3 separate regions of the Homo sapiens genome follow, and all the other regions are linked to region 2. A link is a contact called in ENCODE Hi-C or POLR2A ChIA-PET data. All regions are on one chromosome and are shown on one strand. The core of a region is the stretch at or near the end of the contact, and the rest is flanking DNA. Distances in the headings are between cores, read along the strand shown.

The links. A loop is a pair of places that touch in the nucleus more often than their neighbours do. ChIA-PET counts read pairs that join two places held with the same protein, here RNA polymerase II (POLR2A). Pooled maps may share reads with other maps.
Region 1: a loop to region 2 is called in a map of posterior vena cava, with 2.9 times the contacts of the local background. The contact joins two enhancer-like sites. A Hi-C loop is called at or near these places in 4 of 168 maps with a recorded cell type or tissue (MCF 10A, PC-9, aorta and 1 more) and 4 of 50 pooled maps. POLR2A ChIA-PET finds 5 or more read pairs at or near these places in 5 of 52 experiments (AG04450, Caco-2, MCF 10A and 2 more).
Region 3: a map of transverse colon shows a loop between it and region 2 (22-fold over the local background). The contact joins two enhancer-like sites. A Hi-C loop is called at or near these places in 2 of 168 maps with a recorded cell type or tissue (PC-3 and transverse colon) and 2 of 50 pooled maps. POLR2A ChIA-PET finds 5 or more read pairs at or near these places in 4 of 52 experiments (BJ, PC-3, activated B cell and 1 more).

The regions. Positions count from the first base shown.
Region 1 is chr3:188,681,910-188,684,609 of GRCh38, reverse strand. All of the region lies in intron 7 of LPP (LIM domain containing preferred translocation partner in lipoma), which reads right to left. Among named protein-coding and RNA genes, the nearest start is that of MIR28, 5.5 kb to the left of the region's middle. Within about 2 kb of position 1,394, at least 9 of the 41 ENCODE cell types and tissues checked have a DNase peak (open chromatin) inside an H3K27ac peak, as active enhancers do.
Region 2 is chr3:188,623,153-188,625,852 of GRCh38, reverse strand. All of the region lies in intron 7 of LPP (LIM domain containing preferred translocation partner in lipoma), which reads right to left. All of the region lies in intron 2 of LOC124906316 (a long non-coding RNA gene), which reads left to right. Among named protein-coding and RNA genes, the nearest start is that of LPP-AS1, 56 kb to the right of the region's middle. Within about 2 kb of position 1,337, at least 10 of the 41 ENCODE cell types and tissues checked have a DNase peak (open chromatin) inside an H3K27ac peak, as active enhancers do.
Region 3 is chr3:188,577,368-188,580,067 of GRCh38, reverse strand. All of the region lies in intron 6 of LPP (LIM domain containing preferred translocation partner in lipoma), which reads right to left. Among named protein-coding and RNA genes, the nearest start is that of LPP-AS1, 10 kb to the right of the region's middle. Within about 2 kb of position 1,312, at least 14 of the 41 ENCODE cell types and tissues checked have a DNase peak (open chromatin) inside an H3K27ac peak, as active enhancers do.

The sequences.
Region 1 (2,700 bases), core at 145-2,644, 59 kb before region 2:
GGCTCCATTTCTAACACTAACAGCGTATGGGACAAAGTTTTGACATAAGACCTGGACAGCCCCTCTCCCAAGTGGTTTTTAGCTATAAGCTATCAGTGAAGGACCTGACTCACCTATGAGTTTTCAAGTACAGAAAGACCTTTGGAACATGGAAGAACTTAATAGGCATTAGGTCACTGGCATAACTCCATGGATAAGGTGAACATAGGTGTTTCATAATGTAAAAAGGTGTACTTTCTTCTTTTTCTCTGCCAGTTTTTTATCCCCAAAAATGTTCAAGAGAGAATTTAGCAACTGAGAACCTGGAGAAAATTTTAGAAATTTTGTAGCTTAATGGTTCTCAGCCTGTTGTACATGGAACTTGATGTGTCCGTGATAAAACTGTCTAATGGAACTTGAGAGGCTGATTTCAAATTTTTAAAAGTCTAAAAATATGCAAACATTTAACCGAGATTAGACTGTTTATTGACTGAATATCAACTCAGTGCAGTAAGAATGGTTATGTCATTTCTGATCAGCCAATGCGTATGTGTCTTGCAGTTTGACTGCAGAATCTTCAGCACAAAGAGTTCGAATATGAAAAATAACACAAAGTTCTCTTGTTCATGTAAAGATATAGCCTGAGATTAAAATGACAACACTCCGGTTTCCCGACTTCAAGTCTAGTGTTTCCTCAACTATACCATAGCTTATTGGAGGGTCTTTGAAGGGATATTTTTGTGCCTACGTGTAAATTGTATGCATAATGTGTTTGAATCCATAGAATAAGGTTTCTTGACCCTCCCACTGTACACTTACAATGGCTTTGTTACAGTAGGCCATAAATCTGTAGACAATTAGAAACATACAAACACAAATGTATATCATGCTCCCCACCCCGCAACACAACTCTGATTTCCTGACGACACATTTTCATAAACTTATTTTTTAACAAATTACAAGGGGTCTTCCTTCATTTGGGGCCCTGTGCCTTTTTGTTAATTTAGGAAATAATCAGGGTATACAGTCAAATAAATACCCAAGTGAACAAGGCAAATGGACACAGCAACTCCTACAGACTATTTCCCTAAGAAACCAGGCAAAAGGCAGGCTTTTGACTAAATATAGAACTAGCAGTCAAAATGTGCAAATAGAAACTTCCAGTTGTGGACTGGTGGGAAACCCCAATAGGCCATCTCAGCAAACCATGTACAGGAGGTGAAATCAGTACTTCCTTAAAAGATAATTCCAGTAAAAGGAGCACATAGGGTTCTCCAATGTGTCTCCTAAGTCATTTATGAGAAAGAAAAGGGGAAAAAATGAGTCCTGCTACCACTGAGACGCCCAGGTCCATGGCCCACAGTCTGACTCACGGTCAGAGAACTAAACTTGAGAATGTGTATAGACATCCCTTTACCTCATTATGCTTGGTCTAAGTGAATTTAAAAATAGGCCTTGGAGAGTTCCTGGACTACTCACAGCCATTGCCACAGAGTCGGTAACATAACATGTGACTTAAGATCACCTTTGTACAGTTTTGCACTGACTCATTCCTACCCAAATGGACTTTAGATGAAAAACTAATGCTAGCTTTCCCTCATGCTTTAATTTAGGATCCTATGCTACTGTATACCTTATTCTTCTTTGTGGTCATCCTGTTTTAAAATATAGGAAAAAAGAGAGGTGCTTGAGAACAGAAAGTGATGGCTGCCCCACCTCTATTTTGCTGCCAAGTATGATATACACATCCCTAGTTTCCTGTGTGCATTAGGGCCTGAAGAGTTGCCCTTCTCTGTCTCATGCATATGTGCCAAATCTGTCTCCAGTGACAGAGAGAAACTGCATGTGGTGCCTGGCTTCCGTTTCAGTAAAAAATATATTTATTTGGATTTCAAGATGATTATTGACATCCTTGGACATTCAGTACAACTTAGTAATTTGCATGGGTGTTTACTCCGCTTGCCAACATGAGCTACAATTAGGGTGAATATCAACTTTTTACAAAAACAGACTGGCCTAGTTCTACTCCTGAAATGCCTGCTCTCCAGCTTCCCTCAAACCCCATTCACTTGCCAAGGTAACCATAACAAATGCTGGTGCCTGTTGCTTGGCCTTAGCCTGACCAAGACACAGCCCTGATAGGCACCTGGGATAGTCAGGGCAGGGACAGCCTACAAAACGAATTCAGACTGGAAAAGTACAAGGTGAGAGCTGCACGGTGTAGATGTGTGTGCACTGACACATATGCTAATAAACGCAAGAGATGGAAAAGAAAGGCTCTTCCTCCTAAAAATCACACAATCTGTGTTACCATTGGATTGAAAAGTCAGTAATTTCTTGCATATGCATCATGAATTTAAAATTGGAAACAATTTTTCTTTGTGTGACATTTCTTGCTTTGCTATTAATATAGCAAATTCCCAGAAGACAAAAAGGAGAGAATAAGGAAATAGAAAAACCTGAATTCAAATCTTGCCATGGCCAAAAACTAGCTATGCAAACCTGAGCAGGTCTCAAGGCCTCAGTTTTGCCATCTGCAAAAAAACGAGGATACAGTATGAATACGGTATTCACTTCACGGGATTATGGTGAAGATCAAATAAGACAATATTGTCATTCATTCTTCTAACAAACATGAATTAGGTTCTTCCTCCTTGAAAGGTGCTGTTCAAGGTGCTGGGGATACAGCAGTGAACACAACAAACTCCCTGTACTCATAGA
Region 2 (2,700 bases), core at 88-2,587:
ATCACAACATTTATTTGGCTTCTGAAATATGTGCAACCTTATCATCTATGGAGTCACTGTCTGCAGACACTTCTTGGATGGAATACTAAGTAATACCTAAATATTAGTCCAGGTCTCTTATTCAGTTTCCTGTTTAATGAATTTCATGTTTATCAATCTAAATGTTAAGCAACTGGAAATGGGCATTCTATAGGCAGAAAAGTTGGAAACTATGATTTCAAGTTCCACATATTTCATATTGTTGATTCTGTATATAAGGGACAAAGATTCAATGATCTATATAGTATGAAAAATTGGAAAACTGACTTGCCTTCTCCGAAATGTTTCATCATCTGTAAAAGAGGATGAATATGCATTATCTCATCATCTCAGTGAGTTCTTTTTTGAGGACCAAATTCACAATGGTTATAAAAATGTGTCCCATTAAAATGGTTTTACTGTTATTTTATCAAAGACAGTGATAAAGTATATATCAATGTATTATCTTAAATATCCCAATACCAGAGGTTTTATGGATTTTTGTTAAAGTCCTAATTATACTGTGAGGCCTTGGGTAGTCATTCTGTGGGTCTTAGTTTTCTTATGAATGGGCAAGATGGCATCTTTGAAAAGCAAAGGCAACATATTTATTTCATCTCTGAAGGTCTAAATATCAATGAATTTCCCATCATTGAACAAATATTTTGGGGTAGCTATTATGTTCTAGAAGAGTATTGACAAAGTTATGTCTTAATTTATAGGACATTTTTATGACTGAAATTAGATAACCCTTAAAATAGAAAACTAGACATCTGTCTTTAATAAGAAATGCTAACACTAAGAATAAAGGGATATAGAAACCTAAGACTTCCCTCACATGATAACATCTTGCTAAAGGAAATAGAAATCATGTGGTTAAAAAAGAAAAAAAAGGAAGAAGGAAAGAAGGAAGGAAGGGAGGAAAGAAGGAAGGAATGAAGGAAGGGAAAATATTTGCAATCTTATCTGTAGAGTCACTGTCTGCAGATTATTCTCAGCACACCAAAGAAGAGAGAAAGAGAGAGAAGGAAGGAAGGAAGGAAGGAAGGAAGGAAAAGGAAGGAAGGAGAAGGAGAAGGAGAAGGGAAGGGAAGGGAAAGGGAAAGGGAAAGGGAAAGGGAAAGGGAAAAGGAAGGAAGGGAAGGGAAGGAGGGAGGGAGGGGAAGGAAGGATATTTCTACTTGACTCCCTATTAATAGTCTGGTACTAGAACTCACAGAACTGCCACAGAAGGCTGAACAGTCCTGGGCTTTTCACATGATCAGGTTCGCACTTCCATGGTTCTCCCAAATATGGCTTTCTAAACAAACTTGGACTAGGCTCACTCACTTGGCATTTCTCCTGCAGGAATGCAACTCAATGTTCTATCCAAAGGTTTCAAGAACGACAGTTTTTGGATGTTTATTTAATCCTCTCTCAAGCCGTGTTTGTTTTGAATAAATGGCAAATGTGATTAGTAAATGGAACATTCATTTTGTTAGACTGCCTCTAAACTCCAGATATAAATGGGCTGGATTTTACAGCTTATTTTAACATTTCCTTTTTCCTATACCCTTTCTCTGATCAGCTCTTCAACGGTGATATAATTTCTTTTAATGCAAATGTACAAAACAATGTTAGTCCTGACTTTTGGCAAGCAGTTCACAAGTTTGGGTGAAAAGACATTGCTCTTGAAAAACAGGTCATTTTTAGTTTTGCTATGTCTTTCCTTCTCACTAGGACATATTGTGCTGATGCAGAACAATGGAGCTAAGGAGGTCTTTAGCTTGTCTTGCATCTATCAGAACTCAGCAGTACTTTCCTCTTTGAGGTTCAATGTTATTGGCTAAAATTTTTGATATTCTGCTTAATTCCACTCTATAGCCCACCAAATACACCCCTCGCCTTGCCGGTTGATTCATAGGTACTTGGCCAGGGCAGGCTAGAAGATGAAAAAGGAAGAGACGACCTGAAGCTCTGTATTAGAGAAACAACTAGGAGGATTGTCTGGCACACACCCGCCCAATGGCCTCATGTTAAGGAGCATCCTCAGCAGCTTAACATATATGTCCTGCTCAAGATAAAAGATAACTAGGTTTAAGACTTAAAGTTGAGTTGCTGCACAGCAGTGACAATTTGAGTTGCTGCACAGCAGTGACAATTTTTTAAAACATACTTTCGCAAGCAGGCAGTGTAGTATAATGGGTATAAACTTGAGGCATGCAGTCTTCAGCAAATAATTTTTTCCCTTTCTCAGTTTCTGACTCAGTAAAAAATCAAGATGTTTATAGTATCTTCAGCCGGGCACGGTGGCTCATGCCTGTAATCCCAGGACTTTGGGGGGCCAAGGCGGGTGGGCCACTTGAGGTTAGGAGTTCGAGACCTGCCTGGCCAACATAGTGAAACCCTGTCTCTATTAAAAATACAAAAATTAGCTGATTATGGTGGCGCATGCTTGTAATCCCACCTACTCTGGAGGCTGAGGCGGGAGAATCACCTGAACCTGGGAGGCGGAGGTTGAAGTGAGCTGAGATTGTGCCACTGCACCCTAGCCTGGGAGATAGAGTGACGCTCTCTTTCAAAAAAAAAAAAAAAAAGTATCTTCATAGACTTTTTGAGGCTATATGAACCAATGTCCATGAAGGCAACACATACAGGAAATAATAACTAATTGGGTGCTTCCTAGCATTTACACTTAAGAGC
Region 3 (2,700 bases), core at 63-2,562, 46 kb after region 2:
AACACATTGGGGTTTTTATTTTATTTTATATATGTGTGTTGTGTGTGTGTATTTGCTTATTTAATTAGAGGCAGGGTCTTGCTCTGTCGCTCAGGCTGGAGTGCAGTGATACAGTCATGGCTCACTGTAGCCTTGACCTCCTACCTCCTGGGCTCAAGCAAGCCTCCTACCTCAGCCCACCCCCAACCCCCCCAACCCCCAATGAGAGTGGCTGACACAACAAGTGCATGCCATCATGCCTGGCTAATCCTGGCTATTTAAAAAACTTTTTGTAGAGACAGGATCTGACTATGTTGCCCAGGCTGGTCTCAAACTCCTGTGCTCATGGGATCATACCGCCTCAGCATCCCAAAGAGCTCAGATTACAGGTGTGAGCCACGGTGCCCAGCCTCACTGGGGTTTAAAAAAAAAAAAAAGCGAGATTTAGAATTGTTAATAAAGTTAGATATTCAGTTACTAGAAGTACTATATTTAAAAATAAAATTTTAACACGATTGCTTTTATTGCTCTTTAATTTTAGTGTAGTTTTGTCCAGTTAACACAGAAACATGATGAACATGTATGATCTTTCTGTTTTGAAATAATTTAAGTAATTACAGAATGTTTTTAACATTTCAACATGTTAAGACCTTAATATGACACCCTTATTGTTCACATGATACCTGAAGTTCCAAAGAGGACACATTACTTTTCCAGTGTCATAGAGATTGGGTGGAACCCAGTCTAGAATGTCACTTTCCGACCTTTTTTCCCAGTGTTCTTCCCACTGCTCAGTGTTGAGTAAGAGAGTTTTAAAACAAATTCACACACACACCTCCATGTTCCCTGCTCTCCCCACCCTTAGTAAAATCCCCTGGGATGCTTTTGGCAGGATTCAGCGATGGCTTTGGCAGCTCTAGCCACGTTCCTGGAATCCATCTGCAAGTGCTGGTCAGCAGAGCCTGCTTCATTCCCTTTTTGGTATTAGTCAGTAAAGGTTAAGTGTATGTGAATTATCATAAGTTTATTTTTAGTCTCCCACTACCCCCTTTTTTTTTGGTAAGTGATCAATGACTACCAGGCACAGGAAATACATTTCACTGAATGATTTTCTAAAATCAAAACTCCATCTGGGCTGGAACTGAGACAGGATTAGGAATGACCATTTATAACATTAATATCAGCTACACTAAACTACTGAAAGATGCTTAGAGTGGGGAAAGGGTCTTCACCTTTGCCTGAAAGTACTTCCAAGGCTGAATCCTGGCTCCTCTGCTAGCCAATGTGTTGTGTGTAATAGCAGCACATGCAGCTGGTGATCACATTGTGACTCAGTGCACCACGGGGAGAGAGGGTCGGACGGATGAGGAACTAACTCAGAATTGTAGAACAGAAGTCTCAGCTAGCAAGTACTAAATGTGGTCTCCTTAGTTGAACAAATCAAGTTGAAAGAAAAAAAAAAGTGAGGGAATGAGTTGCTAAAGTTAGTTTCCTTAAAGTGAGAGATAATATTTCCCCTTTAAAAAGTAAGACACACAAAAAAACCTGTCGCCTTCATTGTGGATTAAGTTAATATTATAATAACTAAAACTAGTAGCATAGCATGGACTGATGAAGACAGTATTATAAAATGAAAATTAGTGTCAGTATAGCAGGGGTAGTCCTGGGATGGGGAGTAAAATTCATAGCCACAGCCATCTGGAGAAAGAAGAAAATAAAGTATATAAGCTTTAGCTATTAGGGACCCAAACTCCTGGCTGCTAGGAAGGAGGCCAATCAAGATTTTATGAACCTTAAAAGAAAAAAGGAAAGGAAGAGAAGGAAAGTGGGGAAAGGGCAAGGGAATGAAAGGAAGGAAGGGAAGAGGAAGGACCATAGTGGCCACTCCACTTGAAAGGGGTTTACTGCAACCACCAGTCTTATGTGTAAATGCTCTCTCTCTTCAGGGTAGTAGGCAAGGATGGTCACTCTATATTGAAATTATTATTAAAAACAATAGTTATATCTTTGTTTTGAGATAGATTCAAGTACAGAGACAAGGACAAGCCATCATCTTTCAAAAATCTCATCTCTTTTTCTACTGTAGTACATTTAAGATCTAGGTTTCACAGTTTATTCTGTGAAAGATTCTGGTTAGTGACTTTCTGGAAAGAAGGAAGGCGGCAGGGAGGGAGGAGAGAGAGAGGGAGATGGAGGTGGGGAGAGGAAGACAGAAGGGGGAGAGGAAAAGAGAGAGAGAGAAAGGGCAAGAAAGAAGAAGGAAGGGGAGGGGAGGGGAGGAAGGAGGGAGGGAGGGAAGGGAAGGACAGAAGGAAGGAAGGAAGGAACGAAGGAACGAAGGAACAAAGGAAGGAAGGAAACCAAAGAGAGGAGAGGAGGGAAACAGTAGAAAGGAAGGGAGGGAGAAAAAATGTAATAGTTTTTAATTTGCCTTTGTAGATATTTATTACTAAAGTTTTTTTACTTGCAAAACATATGTATATACATACATATACTTATATAAATTTATTAAAATATATAGTATACATACATTTATAAATATATTAATTACTGTATGTAAAACAAAAGCAAAGTAGGCTCATTAGAGAAAATTTAAAGATAAGTAGAGAAGTATAGAAAGAAGCCTGTTCCCAAAATCCCAGAAATAACTGGTTAGTGTATATTGACCATTAGATTTCAAGAAATACACACATGTACTTCTATATGTATGAAAATATATTC